2 separate regions of the Homo sapiens genome follow, and region 1 is linked to region 2. The links are chromatin loops, found by intact Hi-C in ENCODE. Cell type or tissue: mesothelial cell of epicardium. All regions are shown on one strand. Each heading gives the region's core, and the rest is flanking DNA. Links, peaks and the distances in the headings are about the cores only. Region 1 has its middle 410 kb from the start of LINC01372. Region 2 has its middle 490 kb from the start of LINC01372.

Evidence for each region. A loop is a pair of places that touch in the nucleus more often than their neighbours do. Peaks named below come from ENCODE experiments on the same cell type or tissue, not always from the same donor. Only the 100,000 strongest peaks of a DNase experiment are listed, where the experiment ranks them.
Region 1: it touches region 2 in a loop (6-fold over the local background); 2 of 110 quality-filtered maps call a loop at or near these places.

What each region holds. Positions count from the first base shown.
Region 1 is chr7:67,741,267-67,749,690 of GRCh38, forward strand. No RefSeq gene overlaps it. Among named protein-coding and RNA genes, the nearest start is that of LINC01372, 410 kb to the left of the region's middle. In mesothelial cell of epicardium, for the core only: no CTCF peak of the experiment used is centred there; no DNase peak of the experiment used is centred there.
Region 2 is chr7:67,819,110-67,827,533 of GRCh38, forward strand. No RefSeq gene overlaps it. Among named protein-coding and RNA genes, the nearest start is that of LINC01372, 490 kb to the left of the region's middle. In mesothelial cell of epicardium, for the core only: no CTCF peak of the experiment used is centred there; a DNase peak (open chromatin) is centred at 4,422.

The DNA.
Region 1 (8,424 bases), core at 204-8,203, 78 kb before region 2:
AGTGCAGTGGCACAATCATAGCTCATTGTAACCTTGCACTTTAGGGCTCAAGCAATTCTTCCACCTCAGCCTTTCAATTAGCTGGGATTACAGGCACACGCCACCATGCCTGGCTAATTTTGTATTTTTTGGTAGAGATGTGGTCTTGCTATGTTGCCCAGCCTGGTCTCAAACTCCTAGTGTCAAGCAATCCTCCTGCCTCGGCTTCCCAGAGCATTGGGATTACAGGCATGAGCCATCTCAGCCAGACTATTTCTACCTTTCTTATTGGACAATGGCACTTAACTGGTTGACCCCAAGGAGGTTAGATTTGATACTCAAGAGACTTATTTACTTGCTTGTCACTGGAATCACACAAATTCCCAAGAGCAGCTCATGGGATTTGCTGCTACTCCTGTGACTGAAGTAGAGATCAAAGCACAGTTTTCACTGTCAACAGGAATGCTGCTATCCCAAGGAATTTAGAGTTTATCTTGTAGCAAATGGAAAACCGTTGAAGATTTTAAAGGACAGCAGTGACAGAATTATATAACAAAGAATTCTGATGGTCACTTAGAGCAAGGCTCAAGGGTCAGCAAGAGTTTTTTTTTTTTTTTTTGTCAAGGGTCCCATTGTAAATGTTTTCACCTTTCCAGGCATATGGTCTGATATGGTTTGCTCTGTGTCCCTGCCCAAATCTCATGTCCAATTGTAGTTTCCAAAGTTGGGGGAGGGACCTGGTGGGAGATGACTGCATCATGGGAGCGGATTTCCTCTTTTCTCTTCTAGTGATAGTGAGTGAGTTCTCATGATATCTGGTTGTTTGAAAGTGTGTAGCACTTGTCCCTTTCCTCTCTCTCTCCTGTCACCATGTGAAGATGTGCCTGCTTCCCCTTCACCTTCCGCCATGATGGTAAGTTTCCTGAGGCCTCTCAGCCATGCTTACTGTACAGCCTGCAGAACTGTGAGTCAATGAAACCTCTTTTCTTCATAAGTTACCCAGTTTCAATTAGTTCTTTATAGCAGTGTGAGAACAGACTAATATACACAGTCTCTGTCACACCTCCTCTTCTACGCTGTTATAGCATGAAAGCAGCCATAGACAATATGTAAATGAATGAGTGTGGCTGTGTTTCAATAAAGCTTTATTTATAAAAAATAGGCTACAGGCTGGATTTGGCCTGAGAGCTATAGTGTGTAAGCCCTGGTACAGGATGGATGGGAGAAGATGAAGGTTAGAAACATAGGAAGCAATAAAGCTATAGCAGACATCTGTTTTGTTTTGTCATGTTTTGTTTTCATGGTTGTCCAGACTCTACTCACTTTTTCTGGGTAATGGTACCTTAGTTTTCCACTAAAAAAATTCTGTCTACCACTGTTAGCCCATGTTCTTCAGGTGCAACTGAGTGCACATTCATTTCAGCACAGGCATGTGACCAAGGCTTGCATAATTGGAGTATTGCATTTTCCTGGCCATAGTGATTGACACATTGAAAGTCCTGGAATCCAGTCAGAGTGAATGAGATGGGAGCAGAGACATACTCTCATTCATGGGCCTGACCCTAGGAGGACATGATCGTGGAGCTTTGGCTGACATCTTGCCATTAAGTGAAGCTTAAGACTGAAACCAACACATGGAAGCAACAGGCACATCTGAGAGCTAGACAGGTATATCTTAAAATTGGAGGAGTACTGACTTCATGATTGATTTTTCCAAAGGTGTCTTCCATTATCTTTTGGGTCTAGACGATCCTTTGCTCAAGCAAACCCATCAATGTGTGGCTTTAGGCCAGGTGCGGTGGCTCACACCTGTAATCCCAGCTCTTTGGGAGGCTGAGGAGGGTGGATCACTTGAGGTCAGGAGCTCCAGACCAGCCTGGTCAACATGGTGAAACCCTCTCTCTACTAAAAATACAAAAATTAGCCGGGTGTGGTGGTGTGCACCTGTAATCCCAGTGACTTGGGATGCTGAGGCACGAGAATCTCTTGAACCTGGGAGGCAGAGGTTGCAGTGAGCCGAGATTGTGCCGCTGCACTCCAGCCTGGGTGACAGAGCAAGACTCCGTCTCAAAACAAACAAACAAAAACCCCAAAACAAAAAGAAGTGGCTTTAGGTTAGGTATAGATGCAGCATAAAACCTTTTTGGGGCATACAGAGGCTTGAGACCATGTGGCTTCTTTGGACCTCAGCTGCTCTAGGTGATTGGGAAAGGTGTGCAGGTGTCATAATGGGAGGGACACTGCTCTAGGTTTTGTCCTGCAGAGAACTGTTGCATCTGTAAGCAGGGTTTGAGCTGTATTTATACTCAAATAATCATGTTTTCTCATGAAAAGACATAGGAGATTTTAGGTACGGGGATGGGGTGGAGAGGGATGGATGGGAGAGGCTTGACTCATGCCTATCCATGGGACCTAGAAGCTGAGAACAGCTTTCATGAGGGGTTGTGTGAGATTCTAGGTGAGTCATTCTGCTTCAGAGGCCAAATGACAGAGTGAGGTTTGCAGTTATCAAGGCAGCTGTTCTTGGATTCTAGTCTTGGGAAAACTGGAGCTGGTACCATGAGACCTTCTCAAGGAGGCTTTCTCAGTAGAGGCAGCAGAAAGGAGTGCCTGATGCAGACATCTGGGTAGAAGAACCTGAACAGCCTCCCTCCCCTCATCATGGGTCTCTCAAGAACACTCAGGGGGTTCTCGGCCAGGCGCAGTAGCTAACACCTGTAGTCTCAGCACTTTAGGAGGCCGAGGTGGGCGGATCACGAGGTCAGGAGATCGAGACCATCCTGGCTAATATAGTGAAACCCTGTCTCTACTAAAAAAAAAAACAAAATAATTAGCTGGGTGTGGTGGCAGACACCTGTAATCCCAGCTCCTCGGGAGGCTGAGACAAGAGAATGGCGTGAACCCGGAAGGCGGAGCTTGCAGTGAGCTGAGATCATGCCACTGCACTCCAGCCTGAGAGACAGAGCGAGACTCCGTCAAAAAAAAAAAAAAGAAAGAAAACCACACTCAGGGGTTCTCAAAGGGCCCCTAAGTCCCTGCATGGGCAGATAGAGCTCTGCACCATTATTATTAATGGAAATGTGACCTCAGCTTATAGATGTTGGGGATCTAAATATATCCATAAATATGGAATAACTCACACCAGAACCAGACACATTCTATATTGTAAATGTTGAATGAACATAAGAAAGAAAACCTGTAACTAGGGGTTTTCTCTCCCAAAGGTTCATCTGTATAAGCCTGCAGCAAAACAAGTGGCAACGTGAATCCACCAAACGCCTGCAATATACGTGTCCAAGAGAGTTGCCTGCCTCTGATCATTCAAAGGGAACGTGGAAAAGGGAGAAGGACATCCCTTTCAGATGGGAGCCGGGAGATGTTGGCCCAGGGTCCCTTTCTTCCTCCCTCCTGCAGGCAGCAACAGGTTTTAACTGCATCATAAAAGCTGGAATGTGTTGGCTCAGAGGGCTTCATAATTTGGTCACATAATTACCAGGAGAGAAGGGTTGTTGCTTTATGGTGATCCACTTCGTGGGTGTTCTTTCAATTAGCATGTAGTTCCGGGTCATCATGGAAAATGGGCGCAATGCCATGCGTTTGAGACATCTTCAAAGATGAGGCTTTATAGGCTGGCTTTCTGATTGATTTTTGTTTATTTGTTTGTTTCTGGTAATGTTGTTATATCATTCTGCGAGGCCCTAACCTTCCTCTTGATTTACCTCTTTGGAGAGTAAATGAACTTCAAAGGATGCCAGGTTCTCATTTCTGGTTCAATTCAAGCCTTTGGCTCTGACTGGTTTTCTCCATCCAAACGAAGGCTTTCACTGCGGGGGAGCTGCCAGGCTCAGAGACTCCAGGTAAGCATGCTTGGACAGTGACTGGCAAGTTCCTTCTGTTGGCTTGACCTGTGAACTTCCTTCTTTCCTCCTGGTTTCCTGCATGCAGCTCTTGAAGCTGCTGGCTCAGCTGAAGAAGAAAATCTTCAGTGAGCAGAGAGCTCTGTTCTGTTTTTTTATTTGCTTGTTTTTTGGGTTTTTTTTGAGATGGAGTCTCACTCTGTCACCCAGGCTGGAGTGCAGTGTTGCAATCTTGGCTCACTGCAACCTCTGCCTCCCAGGTTCAAGCGATTCTCCTGCCTTAGCCTCCCAAGTAGCTGGGACTACAGGTGTCTGCCACCACGCCCTGCTAATTTTTTGTATTTTTAGTAGAGAAGGGATTTCGCCATATTGGCCAGGCTGGTCTCAAACTCCTGACGTCAAGTGATCTGCCTGCTTCGGCCTCCCAAAGTGAGAGGTCTGTTCTTTAATCTGGTGCTCCAGGGCTGCAGGGCTGTGCACCTGATAACTTCCAGACATGCTCAGAAGGTCCTTCATCAGGGCACAGGGGACTCACAGTGACTGCTGTGATACTGGGCCATCATCTCCCTGCTACCATCTAAAAGGAATGTTCTACCTTTTCCATGTTCCCGTTGAATGATCAGAGGCAGACAATTCTCTTTGAAATATATAATGCGGGCATTTGCTAGATTCACATTGCCCCTTGTTTTGCTTCAGGCTTACAGACATGAACTTTTAGGAGAGAAAATCCCTAAAGACGAACCTTCGAGGGGGAAAGGAGAGCAGGCTACATTTTTAACCAGCTGACCAATGTAGCCAGCCCCTCTTTATTTTTATAATATGAAAAGATATTTTATTATTATTGCTTTACTATATAACATCAGTGAATACATCAGATTGCATTTTCTCAAATGACAAATGGAGAATGAGGTACATTTTCCTATTTTTTAAAATTTCCAACTTTTATTTTAAGTTCAGGGGCCCATGGGCAGAATGTGCAGGTTTGTTCCATAGGTAAACGTGTGCTACAGTGGTTTGCTGCAAAGATCATCTCATCACCTATGTATTAAGCCCAGCATCCATTAGCTATTCTTCCTGATGCTATTCTTCCTCCCACATATTTCTCTGTCATTCCCTGAAAATCTCAACATCATCTGTATTTTTGTTTGTTTGTTTGTTTGTTTTTGAGATGGAGTCTCACTCTGTCGCCAGGCTGGAGTTTTTTTTTTTTTTTTTTTGAAAAAAAAACAAAAACAAGAAAACAAACTTCATCAAGCCGGAAGTAGCAGACATTTCTCTGTTTTCCTGTAAATAATTGAGGGGGAGGGGAATACAAGAAAACAGGGGTTTTTTTTTGTTTTTTACTAAATATTGATGTTGTAGCTGCTACTTAGAGAAGATTGCATGTGATGACTTCAATTAGCTTCTCTTTATCTGCCTTTAGAAGCTGGTTTTTCTTTTTTTTTTTAAAGAGCAGGATTGTAGTGTGTTATTAAAACTGACAGCTCCAGTATTCACATTGAGCTTCTGAAGGCGTCAGGGGGAGTTCTCCTGATCTATCAACATAATCTCCACAACAAGCATGGTGCTGATTTCAGAGGAGACCGGCAGGCATTTCTGTTTGGGCTTTCCAGGAGAAACATTCTGCGCTTCCAAAGTGGATGTTCCATCCATTGGTGCGTCCTGCACGTCCGTGTCCCTTGTAACATGGCAGAATGGAATGTGGTGGGAGAAGGGCTGAGATCTGTTGTAGGAAGAGGGAGGATTTCAGCTGGAGAAGGCCCACAAAGGCTGTCTCTGAAAAGGAATTCTAGGGATCAGGACATCTTGGATTCACAGGGCTGCCAAGAAAAGCAACATTGAATATATCAAGTGCTTTCCATGTGACAGGTATTGTGCTTAGGGCTTGGCATGCAGGGTCTTATTTCCCACTACAATCCTGCAAGCTAAGCGTTATGATCCCCTGGTGCAAGCAAAATTCTAAGATCGCCCCAAGATCCCTGCTCCCTTCTGTACATCCCCCTGTATAATATTTGGGAGTGTGAGTATGATGGATTTTATTTCCATGATTAGATGTGTTTATGGCACAGTAGACTTTAAGGAAGTGAGCTTATCAGGGTGGATCTAACCTAATCACATGAGCACATTTCATTTGTTTGTTTGTTTTTGAGATGGGGGTCTTGCTCTGTTGCTCAGGCTGGTGGGCAGTTGTGTGATCTTGGCTCACTGCAGCCTCCAATGCCTGGGCTCAAGCGATCCTCCTACCTCAGCCTCCTGAGTATCTGGGATCGCAAGCACACACCACTACGCCTGGGGTTTCAACGTGTTGCCCAGGCTGGTCTTGAATTGCTAGGCTCAAGCGATCCTTCCACCTCAGCCTCCCAAAAGTGCTTAGACTACAGGCATGAGCCACTGTGCCTACCTCAAGCATTTTTGTTTAAACATAAACATTTGGGTCTAGATGTCAGACTGGGGAATTCATAAATGCAAAGTGTGAGACGAGGTGGACATGAGGAAAATTCTTCTGCTGGCTTTGAAGACGGGGCAGGGCACATGGCAAGAATCTGAGAGCATCCTCTTGCAGCTGAGAGAGACTCCTGGCTGGGAGCTGGGAGGAAGACAGGGACCTCAGTGCTACAGTGGCCAGGAACTAAATTTGTCAACAATCTAAATGAGCTTGGATGAGGATCTAGAGCTCCAGATGATGGTACAGCTGTCAACCCCTTGATGTTGGCTCTGTGAGATTGATCTCCCAGGCAGAGAGGCCAGCCACACTATCTGGACTTCTGATCTACAGGGCTGCGAGGCAATAAATGGATGTTGTCTTAAGCTTCAAAGTGTGTGGTGATTTGTGACATATGACAATAGGAAAATATATTCTCGCTGGGCACGATGGCTCACACCTGTAATCCCAGCACTTTGGGACGCCAAGGCAGGTGGATCATGAGGTCAGGAGTTCGAGATCAGCCTAACCAATATGGAGAAACCTGTCTCTACTAAAAATACAAAAATTAGCCAGATGTGGTGGCACGCACCTGTAATCCCAGCTACTTGGGAGGCTGAGGCACTAGAATCTCTTGAACCCAGGAGGCGGAGGTTGCAGTGAGCTGAGATCACACTACAGCACTCCAGCCTGGGCAACAGAGTAAGATTCTGTCTCAAAAAAAAAAAATAGTGAATGGTGGTCATTCTTAGTAACAGAGAGAGAGCAGAGGGGTTTGCATCATGCTCCAGCCTCTGGCTCAGACAGCCACGTCCAAACAGTGGTGGTGGGTGCCTGTAATCCCAGTCACTAGGGAGGCTTAGGCAGGAGAATCGCTTGAACCTGGGAGGCAGAGGTTGCAGTGAGCCGAGATCGCACCACTGCACTCCAGCCTGGTGAGAGAGAGAGACTCTGTCACAAACAAACAAACAAACAAACAAGCTAACTAATATATTCTAATTTAATAAAGAATTGAGGCTTAGAAAGATTTGGTTGAGTTGCCCAAAGTTACAAAGCTGGGAGGTTGAAAGTGTTGGGATTTGAACCCAGGACAGTTGACTTGTAATTAAATGTTCTGAAACACTACCAGTGATTCTCAGGCTGGCACATGGGGAGCTTGTTCTTTTTTTTTTTTTTTTTGGTGGTGGTGGTGGTGTTGTTTGAGATGGAGTCACCCAGGCTAGAGTGTAGCAGCGTGATTTTGGCTCACCGCAACCTCTGCCTCCCAGATACAAGCGATTCTCCTGCCTCAGCCTCCTAAGTGGGTGGGATTACAGGTGCACACCATGAACCCCATCTAATTTTTGTATTTTTAGTAGAGACAGTGTTTCACCATGTTGGCCAAGCTGGTCTCTAACTCCTGACCTCAAATGATCCACACACCTCAGCCTCCCAAAGTGCTAGGATTACAGGCGTGAGCCACTGTGCCTGGCTGGGAGCTTGTTCAAATGAGACTTGAACAGACCTTTTGAGGTAAGGGTATGACTGCCTCCTTTCTTCAAGGTTATGAAGCAGAGCCGGAGAGCTCCTGAACCTAATGATAGCAAGTGTATTATTGCCTTGCTCCTGCAGAGCAACACCATGTAGAAACGATGGGGCTGGCAGAAGCATTGCAATGAGGAAGGGCCTTTATGCAGAGAAGATGCATGCACAGCGATGGTGAAAGGGACAGGCAGGCCTAAGCAGCTGGCCGCAGAGACCTGGGTGGAAGAAAAGCCTGGGTACATCCCAAGGCCTGCAGTTCTCAAGCCTGAACAGATTAGAACAGTTGCTAGGCCATTCTTGCATTGCTATAAAGAAATACCTGAGACTGGATAATTTGTAAAGAGGTTTACTTGGCTCATGGTTCTGCAGCCTTTACAGGAAGCGAGAAGCTGGCATGTGCTCAGCTTCTGGGGAGGCCTCAGGAAGCTTATAGTCATGGCGGAGGTGAAGGGGGAGCAGGCATGCCACATGGTGAGAGGGGGAGCAAGAACAGAGCAAGGAGGGGCTATACACTTTTAAATGACCAGATCTCACAAGAACTCACTCATTATTGCTTGGACAGTACCACGGGAGATGATGCTGAACTCTTTATGAGAAATCTACCCCCATGATCCAATCACCTCCCACCAGGCCCCAACCTCC
Region 2 (8,424 bases), core at 348-8,347:
TCTTGCTCATTTGCCCATGCTAGAGTACAGTGGCGCCATCATAGCTCACTGCAGCCACGAACTTCTGGGCTCAAGTGATCCTCCCACCTAAGCCTCCCGAAGCACTGGGATTAGAGGTGTGAGCCACCGTACCCAGCCTATATGTGGTATTTTTTTGTCTCCAGACTGCATGACTTCATTTTATCTCGATTACTTCTGTAAAATCCTACCTCAAAATAAGGTCATATATTCATAGGTACTGGGAGCTCGTCATCAGTAACAGAGATCCAGCTGAAGCATTTATTTGTAGAGAAAACAGGATAACCATCATTTTGCTCACAACTCATGAGGGATAGGACAAAAGGGACATGCCTTTGTTTTTTTTTTTTTTTTTTTTTTTTTTGCAAGGCAGAGAAGTGAATAAAGGAGTACAGAAAACTTAGAGTCAATTTTCTTGGCATTGCCCCATAATACCATCCAAGCAGTATTTCCTTCTGAGCACACTCCAGGTTTGGTAGCATTTTTCATGAAGCCCAGACATCATGATTTAAATTTTCTTAACATCCTGATATGGCCTCATCTGTGCTTCCTTCATTCCTTGCTTTATGGTATCAACTCGACTGTAGATCTCACTGGTCACTTAGGAATAAACAAACCTTCACCTAATCCCTTCAGCTCAGGGGGTTCATTTTCAAATTTGGTGGGAGTTGGGATCTCAATAAAACAGTTCATTTTCAAATTTGGTGGGAGTTGGGATCTCAATACAACAGTTTTTTTGGGGGGGCACAATTCAAACATCAATATTCCCTCACCTCTTGACACATTCTGCTTTAGCTCTTGTGCCCACTTTCCTGTCATTAGTCACATAATTGGTGCCAAACAAGCTCACCTCCTTGTCTTTGCTCATCTCTGGCCGATGCTTTGAGGATGGTTTTAACCACCTTCTGGTTTCCCTTGGATACTGGATCCAGATGGTCTACGCATGGTTCTGTAGATAGTCCCCTGGTCCAACTTTGTTGGTCCCTGTAGTAAGGCTGGCTTCTTATCTAGGGCCTGAAGGGAGTCCTAAATGTGAGATTTTCAAACTACTTATTAGCACCTGCAATGTTTCATGCATCCGGTCCAAGCACGCAGCTTCATCTCAGTTGTTGCATAAAATTGTTCTTCCCTGCAACTGAGGGTGCATATCATTTCTACTCTCTCTGGAGTCAAATGTTGAGAAGTGCAGGCATGGTGGGGTGGGGTGGGGTGCAATCTACCAGGTATAGGAAGACCAATGCCCAGAAATGTCAACTATGGGGACAACATACAAGGGATGACGACTTTTTCTCAATCACACAGTGCTGGAAGTGGACAAATGAAAGATATGATAACTTTTGAAACATTATCCCCCCAAAACTTGTTTACTTTTAAAAACTAGTATATACCTTCTCATTTTTTCAATTATGCTTCCGTAATCTCTAGCATTCAGGAAGGTATTTGAAACACTTAATCTTGAAAAAATTAGGATCTACTTCTTTTTTTGTTTTGTGAGATGGAGTCTCACTCTGTTGCCCAGGCTGGAGTTCAGTGGCATGATCTATGCTCACTGCAACCTCTGCCTCCCAGGTTCAAGCGATTCTCCTGCCTCAGCCTCCGGAGTAACTGGGATTACAGGCGCCCGTCAGCAAGCCTGGCTAATTTTTGTATTTTTAGTTGAGTGGGGTTTTACCATGTTGGCCAGGCTGGTTTCAAACTCCTGACCTCAAGTGATCCACCCACCTCAGCCTCCCAAGGATCTACTGCAACCAGGAGTTGATCATTATGCTCTTGGTTTCTGGATTGCTTTTTTAGAGTTGGGGGTTTCAGCCTGGGGTTTCTGTCCCCCAGGCTGGAGCATAGTGGCACAGTCATAGCTCATTTCAGCCTGGAACTCCTGGGCTACAGTGATCCTCCTGCCTTAGCCTCCCAAGTAGCTGGGACTACAGGCACGCACCACTATACCCAGCTAAATTTTAATAATTTTTTTTGCAGAGTTGGGGTCTTACTATGTTCCCCAGGCTGGGCCCAAACTCCTGGCCTCAAGCCATCTCCTGCCTCTGCCTCCCGAAGTGCTGGGACTACAGCATGGGCCACGGCTCCCAGCGCGGTTTCTGTTTTTAAAGGCTGAGAGTGACTGCTTAAGGAGGCAGGTGGGAACTGTGGGGGATGGGGTTGGAGCCAAGAAGAAGGACTTTGGGGCTTTTTAAAAGCCAGTGTCTATTTTCAGAAGGGAACAAAACACTCACCAAAAAAGCATGTGTCATCCGGCTGATTCTACACAACATCCTGGGTGAGTCAAACATGTTCCAGCATCTCTGCTAAACACCATTTCAGAAGAGGGGCACATCTGAGGGGCTGACGGATGCATCCTCTCTGTCGGTACAGCCTAGACAAGCCTAGACAATCTTAGTAACTTTTTATTTTTTTAAGTCACAAAGAGAAGTCACAAAGTTGGTTAGGACTTCTTTCCTGCATATCCTTTTTTTTTTTTTTTTTTTTTTTTTGAGATGGAGTCTCACTCTGTCACCCAGCCTGGAGTTCAGTGGTGTAATCTTGGCCCACTGCAGCTTCCACCTCCCGGGTTCAAGCGATTCTTCGGCCTCAGCCTCCCGAGTAGCTGGGACTACAGGAGCCCACCACCATGCCCAACTGATTTTTTTTTTTTTTTTTTTTTTAGTAGAGACAGGGTTTCACCATGTTGGCCAAGCTGGTCTTGAACTCCTAACCTCAAGTGATGTGCCTGCCTTGGCCTCCCAAAGTGCTGGGGTTACAGGTGTGAGCCACTGCATACCTAAGTGGGTCAAAAGATGTCAAATTTTCATCCTGTCTAGAGACAAGTGCCCATATTCCTATGCCCAGGAATAGGACATAAATGCAGAATTTGAGAGCTCAGTAAACCAAGAGGAGAGACACAATGTAGACAAGACGCAGATGAGTCCAGCTTTTGGCAAAGGATACAGCTGGATGCTTTGCTCACTGGACGCTGACTGCGTGGTGGAGGAGACAAGAGACTGGAGACCTTTGTGGCTCACTTGCTTCTGACGTGAGAAGCCTGTCGTCATTAAGAGAGATCCAGCTGAAGCATCTATTTGTAGAGAAAACAGGGTAGCCATTATTTTGCTCACAATTCATCAGGGGTAGGACAAAAGGACATGGCATTTTTGTTTTTTTTTTTCAAGACAGAGAAACAAATAAAGAACTACCAAAAAATTAGAGTCAATTTCCCTGGCATTGCCCCACGACACCAGCCAAGCAGTATTTCATTCTCTTAAGCACCCTCCAGGTTTGGTAGCAACTTTTCCTGAAGCCCAGAAATCATGATTTAAATTTCCTTAACATCCTGATAAGGCCTCACCTGTGCTTCCTTTATTCCTCACTTGATGGTATTAACTTGGCTGTAGACCTCACTGGCCTGTAGGGATAAACAGACCTTTACCTGATACCTTTAGATCAGGGGGTTCATTTTCAAATTTGGCTTCCATCTGGGTAAGGCTTTCATCGCTAACCCTTGGACTGCAGCTTTCAAAAACTCTCAGGGGTTCACTGCTGCCCAGACCTGGGATGGGGCTTCATGTATGCAGCCCCCATGGGAAGGCTCCACCCCATTCCACCCCACCCCACCCAGTCTGTCCTGCCTGGCCTTAGAAAGATGTGAACACCGGCTGGGGGCAATGGCTCACACCTGTAATCCTAGCACTTTGGGAGGTCAAGGCGGGTGGATCACCTGAGGTCAGGAGTTTGAGACCAGCCTGACCAACATGGGGAAACCCCATCTCTACTAAATACCAAAAAAATTAGCCAGGTGTGGTGGCATATGCCTGCAATCCCAGCTACTTTGGAGGCTGAGGCAGGAGAATGGCTCGAACCTGAGAGGCAGAGGTTGCAGTGAGCAGAGATTGAGCCATTGCACTCCAGCCTGGGCAACAAGAGTGAAACTCTGTCTCAAAAAAACAAACAAACAAACAAACAAACAAACAAAAAAAACAAGGAAGATGTGAATACTGAAGACAGCAGAGAGAAGAGATGGAAGGGACCTGCGTTCTTCATTACATTATTAAGCCACTGGTCATACCTTTAAATTTACTTTTGACTGTGATAATGCATTTCCTCATTTATGTGTATATGTATATTTTTTGAGGCTGAGTCTTGCTCTGTCACCCAGACTGGAGTACAGTAGTGTGATCATAGCTGACTGCAGCCTCAAACTCCTGGGTTCAAGTGATCCTCCCATCTCAGCCTCCTGAGTAGCTGGGACTACAGGCATGCACGACCATGTCCAGCTAATATTTTATTTTATTTTATTTTTGTAGCGATGGGGTCTTGCTGTGTTGCCTGGGCTGGTCTTGAATTCCTGGCCTCAAGCCCTCTGCCTGCCTTGGCCTCCCAAAGTGCTGGGATTACAGGCACGAGCCATGGCACCCAGCCAATTTCCTTGTTGTTTAAGGCAGCTTGAGTCAGCCTTATCTGTTATGTTCTGCCAAAGACATCATAACTGATTCACAGAGATGAGGGGTGGATCATGCAAATATATACATGCTGGTTTATCAGCTCTTACGGCCCCACTACCCATCTGACAGTGTGCTGCCCTTTGCAGACCTGTTTGGGAAGGTCCTGTGGAGGGCAGGGAAGACAAAAGGGGAGGGGAAGTTCAGGGATATCAGCCTTACAGCTTCTCTTCTTGGAGACTTGTCAGTGAGGTCCTAGTCCAGTAATCTAGGACATGCTAGTTAGAAGACACACTCACAGCACATTGGGATGAGCAGAAGAAGACAATAATGAAGCAAGGGAAATGTGAACTGCATTTTGCCACAATCAGATCACCTTATCATCATCTTTAAGACCTTGTCCCCTACCTGAGCATTCATTTACTCCAGGTAAAGGCAGGGTCTCCTCTTTCTCTCATATCCCACGTACCTTTTTCTCTAGCTGCTATGGTTTGGCTGTGTCCCCACCCACATCTCACCTTGAATTGTAATGATTGCCATATGTCAAGGATGGGGCCAGGTGGAGATAATTAAATCATGGGAGTGGTTTCCCCCATACTGTTCTCGTGATAGTGAATAAGTCTCATGAGATCTGATGGTTTTATCAATGGGAGTTCCCCTGCACACACTCTCTTGCCTGCTGCCATGTAAGATGTGCCTTTGCTTCTCCTTTGCTTTCCACCATGATTGTGAGGCCTCCCCAGCCAGGCAGAACTGTGAGCCCATTAAACCTCTTTCCTTTATGAATTACCCAGTCTCGGGTATGCTTTTATTAGCAGTGTGAGAACAGACTAATACACTAGCATAATAACCATCCATCATCCTTGTTGACTACAAAATAAAATAAAAAACATTGACTTGGAATTATGCACTTTGCAGGCACCTATATGTATTGATTGTAATCTTTTTTTTTCTTTTTTTGAGATGGAGTCTTGCTCGGTCTCCAGGCTGGAGTGCAGTGGAGTGATCTCGGCTCACTGCAACCTCCACCTTCCAGGTTCAAGTGATTCTCCTGCCTCAGCCTCCCGAGTAGCTGGGACTACAGGCATGCACCACCAGGCCCAGTTGATTTTTGTATTTTTAGTAGAGACGGGGTTTCACCATGTTGGCCAGGATGGTCTCAATCTCTTGACCTAGTGATCCGCCTGCCTTGGCCTCCTAAAGTGCTGGGATTACAGGCGTGAGCCACTGTGCCCAGCAGATGGTAGTCCTTTCTAAACCACCTTACAGTTGTGACCCTAGAACTGGGAGAAACTGCTTTTCCCCTTGCCTTTAGCTGTCTACCCACCTTGGAGATGCTCACTGTTGATGTTTGAGATTGAAGAAAAGGTTTCTTGATTGTGTCTCATTGTTTCTTGAAAAGAAGACTCATAAGTCTTCTTTTGAGCTAGAGCCACGCTTTGCGCCTCCTTTTTGTCCTTGTCCACAGGTCTCAGTCTTAGTGGTCGCTGTACTGTTCACTCCCAGAGCTTCCTTTTCCTCCATGTCTGGTGAAAAGGAAGCTCCTAAGCTCCCCACATCCTTGACGTCACTGAAGACAGAATAAAAGCCCTTCTGTTAATGTCAATGTTTTAAGACTGATTATCATGGAAAAACACTCAAGAATTACAAAAGTAACTTTACAAGGAGATTTTACAATGCTGACAAAATTCTTACAACAGAGTTCCTGGGTTTACAGTTTATGACTGTGGAGCGGAGCCCATATGAGACTTTACGTGGGGCACCACTGGGCTTTTCCTTCCACCTTCTGGGAAATGCCAGTTAGATCTATGCTTCCAGCAGAGTCACTTTTTCTTTCTAAAAGGGCACTCAAGGCTGAACAACATTGAATTTGTTACTTTTCAAAGGGTATAAAATGTGCATCTCCATTGCTTGCCATATTTGATAGTCCACAGCTCACTAGACCTGCTCTTTGCAGGATATTTTAGCCTATGGCGTTGTTCCATTGAACACAAAATTTGGCAGGATGTTCTTTTTATGGGCATATGTGCTACACTAACAAAACAAAACAAGCTAGCAAAGAACCATATGGAGGGATAGTGTATTAATTTCCTGTGGCTGCTGTTATTAAAGAAAAAAGTTGCTCTGATACTTGTGAAAATGGGAAGGAAGACTTTATTCAAGACTATTGCAGTAGGGATTAGGCATATCTCTGAATACAACAAAGAGAGGTGGGGATTTTGAGCCAAGGAGCAGAGTGACAGTGTTCGTGGTTGGAAAACTACTAAGAGGATTCACAAGGGTAGGGGATTTTTGTTAAACTGACTGACAGGATTTGTGTTTTAGTAGAGATGGGGTTTCACCATGTTGGCCACGATGGCCTCTATCTCTTGACCTCATGATCTGCCTGCCTCGGCCTCCCAAAGTGCTGGGATTACAGGAGTGAGCCATCACACCGGACCGATTGTAGTCCTTTTAAAACCACCTTACAGCTGTGACCCTAGAACTGGAAGACAGTGCTTTTCCCCTTGGCTTTAGCTGTCTACCCACCTTGGAGATGCTCATTATTGATGAGGACTCACATGTCAAAGGTGGAGGATGGGCAACTTGATGAGATATGAAGGGTGATTAGATATAAAGGGTGGGGAGATTCCTGTTAACCTGACTTAGCAGCATTCTTTTTACAGTACATAGCCAGACAGACATGAGCAGGGCAGAAGAGGGCACCCCTGACCCCAACCAGGAATGTCAGGTGACCACCAGGTAATGGGCAGGTAGTTGTTAAGCTGTCTCTCTAAAATAATTAGTGGTCATAGCCAGTGCCAGAGAAAGGCAGTGCTCCTTGGCTACAAATCCCCACTTGTCCTTATTGTATTCAAAGATGAGCCTGATCCCTATTGCAATAGTCTTGAATAAAGGAAGTATCAGAGTAATTTTTTCCTTAATAACAGCAGCCACAAGAAATTAATACTCTACCCTTCCACATGGTTTTTTGTTTGCTTGTTTTGTTTTGTTAGTGTGGCACATATGCCCATAAAATGAACATCCTGCCAAAATTAGTGTTCAATGGAAAAATGCCAAAGCTAAAATACCCTGCAAAGAGCAGGTCTAGTGACCTGTGGACTACCCAATATGGCAGAAAAACCTGAAACTGGTGATCAGCACTTCCCAGTAAGATCTCAGGAATTGGGCAACTTGGCTCAAGCATGTGCACTCAGAGGCAAAATGGCGGAGTTTAACTGGTCTATGGCCATCCTCTAAGACCACCTAAAGTGAGCATGTGTGCAACCCCAGTAAACACACTGTGCATGCTCACCTCCCAAGCGCTAACAGGCAATTGCACATGCACACAGCTCACTCAAAGGAAGGAATCAGGGGAGAAGGGATGCGAGACTCTGGAAGTATGCCAACATATAAAATCCCAAGTCAAAAGGTCCAACTGCACCCTTGTCTTTCAAGTTGTCCGCTTGACCTTCTTCCAAGTGCACTTTTCATCCTTTCATTCCTGTTCTACAGTTTTTTTTTTTTTTTTTTTTTTTTTTTTTTTTTTTTGAGATGGAGTTTCACTCTTGTTGCCCAGGCTGGAGTGCAATGGCATGATCTTGGCTCACTGCAACCTCTGCCTCCCAGGTTCAAGTGATTCTCCTGCCTCAGCCTCCCAAGTAGCTGGGATTACAGGCATACACCACCACGCTTGGGTAATTTTGTATTTTTAGTAGAGACGGGGTTTCTCCAAGTTGGTCAGGCTGGTCTCGGACTCCCGACCTCAGGTGATCTGCCCCCCTCAGCCTCCCAAAGTGCTGGGATCACAGGTGTGAGCCACTGCGCCTGGTCCTAAAGTTTTTAATACACTTTCACTCCTGTTTTAAAACTTGCCTCTGTCTCTCCTTCTGCCTTGTGGCCCCTCAGTCGAATTCTTTCTCCTGAGGAGGCAGGAATTGAGGTTGCTACAGACCCCTGTGGATTCACTGCCGGCAATATACTTGCTAAGACCGGGTGA